Regions from separate parts of the Homo sapiens genome. Here region 2 is linked to region 1. Evidence: read pairs that join two places in POLR2A ChIA-PET (ENCODE). Cell type or tissue: MCF 10A. All regions are shown on one strand. Each heading gives the region's core, and the rest is flanking DNA. Links, peaks and the distances in the headings are about the cores only.

Evidence for each region. Peaks named below come from ENCODE experiments on the same cell type or tissue, not always from the same donor. Only the 100,000 strongest peaks of a DNase experiment are listed, where the experiment ranks them.
Region 2: POLR2A ChIA-PET joins it to region 1 with 5 read pairs; 7 of 35 experiments call an interaction of 5 or more read pairs at or near these places.

The regions. Positions count from the first base shown.
Region 1 is chr20:31,592,336-31,595,241 of GRCh38, reverse strand. No RefSeq gene overlaps it. Among named protein-coding and RNA genes, the nearest start is that of ID1, 12 kb to the left of the region's middle. RefSeq lists enhancers at 1-278, 279-1,044, 1,811-2,576. In MCF 10A, for the core only: no CTCF peak of the experiment used is centred there; DNase peaks (open chromatin) are centred at 1,351 and 1,711.
Region 2 is chr20:31,525,589-31,528,494 of GRCh38, reverse strand. HM13 (histocompatibility minor 13) reads right to left here. Exons shown (of 13, transcript NM_178581.3): 2 at 913-1,011. Among named protein-coding and RNA genes, the nearest start is that of HM13, 13 kb to the right of the region's middle. In MCF 10A, for the core only: no CTCF peak of the experiment used is centred there; no DNase peak of the experiment used is centred there.

The DNA of each region.
Region 1 (2,906 bases), core at 157-2,656:
GGGTTGTTTCAGGGAGTGTGGGGGTCCAGGCCTGTGTCCACCTTTCACCTCCCATCCTGTTTTCCAGAGAGGCCCCAGAACAATGGACGGGAGGCTGGAGCCTACCAGTCTGGGCCCCTCCCAAGTCCCCTGCCGATGGAGGGGGGTGGGGTTTTCCTGTGGCTGGACAAAGGGCCATTGCTGCCCAGGGTCTCCAGCAGCCAAAGGCAAGGGCAGAGCCAAGGCTCAGGGAGCTCCCATCTTAGGTTACTCAGCATAGGCCAAACCTGCAGGGTTACACAAACACACTGCTTCGCACACCCACAGAGCAATATACAAATGCACACACCCACACGCCCAACGTGGCATTTATATGTACGACTGACACAACAGACAAACCCAACAGCCACACACCAATAGACACAACCTGCCAAATGCACAACGCACAACAGTACACCATAATATACAACCAACACACTGACCTCCGCGCACACTACCGAAACACCAAATCTGCATAACCAACACACCAAAAAATAGAGACCAAGGAGGAAATGTCTCAAAACACCCCATTATCACTCCTAACAGAACCACATGCAATGAATCCTCTCAACAAACAGGACACACAGACACATGCACCCACACTACAACATTGCAAACACTACACACACTTACATCTATACAGTATTACTCACGCCAAAACACCTGGGACTCCAAGATGCCAACACACATGCCCGCAGCCTTAGAGAAGTCCACTGCCTGCAAAAGGATAAACTGGCTTCCTGCAGGCACCCACTCCCACAGTGCACAGACCCAACCAACACCCACCTGCACCAGGCCAGAGACCTCCCACCACAGCCCTTCTAGAGCACACAGTCCCCTTACTCTCCACACATACACAATTCAGAATCCTGCAGAAAGGCCAGGTGCGGTGGCTCACGCCTGTAATCCCGGCACTTTGGGAGGCCAAGGCAGGCAGATTATATGAGGTCGGAAGTTCGAGACCAGCCTGGCCCACATGGTGAAACTCCCTCTCTACTAAAAATACGAAAATTAGCCAGGCGTGGTGGTGCACGCCTGTAACTCCATCTGCTCGGGAGGCTGAGGCAGGATAATTGCTTGAACCCAGGAGATGGAGGTTGCAGTGAGACGAGATCGTGCCACTGCACTGCAGCCTGGGCAACAGAGCAAGACATCGTCTCAAAAAAAAAAAAAAAATCCTGCATCAGCCCCAAGGACACACAACCACACCCATCCAGGGCTCAGGCCTCTCTCTCCTCTTGCACCCATGAATGCAGGCCTGGGCCCTGCCCAGGGTGGAGGCGTGGGAGCTGACCTGACCCTGGCAGCCTGGGAGGCTCATGCCACCAGTCAGGAGTGCCCTGAGGCCAACTGGCTACACCCTGGGCAAAGCTCAGCAGAGGCCACTGCCCCTAGCTGCAAGGACCTCTGAGGTGAGAGTGGGGAGACTGGGCAAGAGGTCTCTGGGCCTCGGTGGTGTCCCCATATGCCCACTGGGTGATGGACGGAAGGCCCCAGAGGCCCCCTCACAGAAGCAGTGGCCCTCCTCTCTGGCACCCAGCCTGACCCTCCTTTGACTCACCTGCCTCCCATATAACTGGCTTCCCTCACTGCTCCAGGGCCCGGAACCCAGGAACCAGCTGAGGTTGAATGTCTCAGGACCCCGCCCAGCTCCCTGCCCAGCTCCCTGCCCACCTCACAGAGCCTGAGGCAACCACCACCCTCCTGGCTCAACCCAACCCTGAGTACCCAGTCACCAGGGGGCGGCGCCTCCAGCTGCACCCTCACCTCAGGCCGCTTCAGAGCTGTACTCCTCAAATACTATGACTCATGATAATGTACGTTTTCTTCTAAAAAGTATTTTTTTTTTCTGGCTGATGCAAAAGCAACGATGTGCTGTTTAAAAGGAAGCTATAGGCCAGGTGCGGTGACTCATGCCTGTGATCCCAGCATTTTGGGAGGCCAAGGCAGGCTTTGAGTTCAGGAGTTCAAGACCAGCCTGGCCAACATGGTGAAACTCTGTCTCTACTGAAAATACAAAAAAAGGCCGGGTGCAGTGGCTCATGCCTGTAATCCCAGCACTTTGGGAGGCCGAGGCGGGCGGATCACGACGTCAGGAGATCAAGACCATCCTGGCTAGCATGGTGAAACCCCGTCTCTACTAAAAACATATAAAAAATTAGACAGGCGTGGTGGCGGGCGCCTGTAGTCCCAGCTACTCAGGAGGCTGAGACAGGAGAATGGCGTGAACCCAGGAGGCGGAGCTTGCAGTGAGCCAAGATTGCACCACTGCACTCCAGCCTGGGCGACAGAGCAAGACTCCATCTCAAAAAAAAAAAAAAAAATTAGCTAGGCGTGGTGGTTCGCGCCTGTAGTCCCAGCTACTCAGGAGGCTGAGGCAAAATAATCGCTTGAACCAGGAAGGTGGAGGTTACAGTAAACCGAGATCGTGCCACGGCACTCCAGCCTGGGCGACAGAGCAAGACTTGGTCTCAAAAAAAAAGAGTTTATGTGATTTAAGTCTGGGCGCGGTGGCTAATGCCTGTAATACCAACACTTGAAGAGGCTGAGGTGGGAGGATGACTTGAGGCCGGGAATTCAAGACCAGCGTGGGCAACATAGCAAGACCTCTCCATAAATAAATTAATAATAAAAATTAAAAATTAAGGCCCGGCGCGGTGGCTCACGTCTGTAATCCCAGCACTTTGGGAGGCCGTGACGGGTGGATCACGAGGTCAGGAGATCGAGACCATCCTGGCTAACACGGTGAAACCCTCTCTCTACTAAAAATACAAAAAATTAGCCAGGTGTGGTGGCGGGCGCCTGTAGTCCCAGCTACTCAGGAGGCTGAGGCAGGAGAATGGCGTGAACCCAGGAGGTGGAGCTTGCAGTGAGGCAAGATCGCGCCA
Region 2 (2,906 bases), core at 136-2,635, 67 kb after region 1:
AAAAGAAAACATTAGCAGGGTGTGGTGGTGCGTGCCTATAATCCCAGCTACTTGGGAGGCTGAGGCAGGAGGATCTCTTGAGCCTAAGAGGTTGAGGCTGCAGTGAACTGTGATGGCGCCATTGCACTCCAGCCTGGGGGACGGAGTGAGACTCTGTCCTAAAATAAATAAATAAAAAGCCCGAAATGAGATATGCCAAAATGTTAATGACTACTTCTGTGTTGTGGTATTTATTTTTCCCTCTATTGATATACTTTCTTTAGTTTTTCTGAATATATTTTTATAATCCAGAAAATAGTACAACTAAGGAAGGTTTGCAGTAACATGAGAAAATGTTTATGATGTTATTAATGTGAAGTGAAAAAAGCAGCTACAAACTGAATACACCATGTGGTCACAGCTACGGAGAAACCATGCACAGGGAGAAACAGTGGAAGGACACACCTCCGAAGGGAAACTGTGACTGTCTCTGGTAGTGGGGTTTTGGATGACTGCTGTTTTTCCCTTTTTACTTTTCTGTGTTTTCCAGGTTTTCAACACTGAGCCTGCATAACTTTTATTGGGAAAATAAACCTCGATAAATTAAAAAAAAAAAAAAGGCCATTAGTATGGTAGAGGTATGTCTGAGCACAAGCTATACCCCATCCCAACATAAACAGTACAATGAAACCAAACTGATATCACAAAAACAAAACAAAAAGCTACATGGAGAAAAGAAATACGGACTAGTGAGAAAGGGTCCCAAACACTAACAGTTGTTGTCTTTGGGTAGGTCTATGGGTGAATTATTAATTTTTCTTTCTTCTTTATTTTCTATAAATGAACATGCATGGTTCTTGTGATGGGAAAAATAAAACAAAATAAGATAAAGTCATTTAGATCAAATGACACAACAGGTGGCAAAAGACTTACTTTGAAAAAGAGGTAGAGCCCCAAGAGTGTGCAGCTGGCGATGATGGGGAAGCGGGCGGCATCCCGGCTGGTGATTGTTTCAGGCATGTCTGAAGCATTCTAGAGGAGAGAAGAATGACAATGGCTCAGCACGGCTGGTTCCCATATGTTCCTGCAAGGCTCTGCTAATGCTATTCCCTTGGCTAGGGATGCTGCCTGCCTCATCCTGGGGCAAGATGCTCTGATCTTGCCATTTTTTTTTTTTTGAGATGGAGTCTTGCTCTATCACCCAGGCTGGAATGAAGTGGCACAATCTTGGCTCACTACAGCCTCCGCTTCCTGGGTTCAGGCGATTCTCCTGCCTCAGCCTCCCGAGTAGCTGGGACTATAGGCATGCACAACCATGCACAGCTAATTTTTGTATTTTTAGCAGAGATGGAGTTTTACCATGTTGGCTAGGCTGGTCTCGAACTGACCTCAAGTGATCCACCTGCTTCGGCCTCCCAAAGTGCTGGGATTACAGGTATGAACCACCATGCCTGGCTGATCCTGCCATTCTACCATGAGGAGATCTGGACCCTGATCAAGAGACCAAGGAGAACCCAGGGCATGTGTGACACATCTGGGGAGAAGGGCTATGGCAGAGGCCATTCCAGTATGGAATAACTGAGAGAAGAAAACCTGGACACCAGTGATGCCACAGCAGTTTCAGACCTCTCGAAGAAAATTGTTTTCAGTTTTCTAATGGATCAGCCAAGAGGGAAAAATGACTATTCTGTCATCCAGTAGGTAATGAATATTATGAGTTGAAATTAACAACAAACAAGACAGACAATGGCTGAAACTGCACATAGGGAGACACCAACTGTGAGGAGAAGCAAATCTTGACAAAACTTAAATTTAAGAAATTTGACTGGCAGACTTGAAAATGGTAAAAATAAAAGCCACAATTAAATTTATAATGGCAGATGCTATAGTTGGCAAGAATGTGATGTGGGTAAAGAACTGATGAAGGATAAATATTTACATGAAAAAGAACTGAATGCAATCAAAATAATTTCAGTATTATAAAAATGGAAAAGAATTGAAAATGGAGTAACAGATCAACATAGGAATAGATTAGCTTCATAGAATTTATGCCAAAGAAGGCCAGGCGCAGTGGCTCACGCCTGTAATCCCAGCACTTTGGGAGGCCGAGGCGGGTGGATCACAAGGTCAGGAGTTTGAGACCAGCCTGGCCAACATGGTGAAACCCCGTCTCTACTAAAAATACAAAAATTAGCCGGGCGCAGTGGCGGGCACCTATAATCCCAGCTACTCAGGAGGCTGAGTCAGGAGAATCGCTTGAACCCAGGAGGTGGAGGTTGCAGTCAGCTGAGATCGCACAACTGAACACTCTAGCCTGGGAGACACAGCAAGACTCCGTCTAAAAAAAAAAAAAAAGGATTTATGACGAACTTTCTTTTTTGTTTTTTGAGATGGAGTCTCATGAGCTCTGTCACCTAGGCTGGAGTGCAGTGGTGCAATCTTGGCTCACGGCAACCTCTGCCTCCTGGTTCAATCAATTCTCCCGCCTCAGCCTCTCAAGTAGCTGGGACTACAGGCACATGCCACCATACCTGGCTAATTTTTGTGTTTTTTGCAGAGAGGGGGTTTCACAATGTCGGCCAGGCTGGTCTCAAACTCCTGGCCTCAGGTGATTTACCCGCCTTAGCCTCACAAAGTGCTGGACTTATAGGTGTGAGCCATTGTACCTGGCCAGAACTTTCTAATGAAAATTTATCAATGATATATAGTACTGGTATAAATTTCTTTTCTTTCTTTTCTTTTTTTCTTTTTTTTTTGGTATAAATTTGTATTCCAAACAGGGTCAAAAGCTTCCAGGATCACAGTGGTCTCTACCTGCCCTCTCTCTGCTAGGCAAAATCCTCACAGTCCTCAAGGGCCTAGTAAATGTCACTGCCACGAAGCCCTTCCAGATTTCCCCGCTGGGACAAGCCTACTCTGCAACTGTT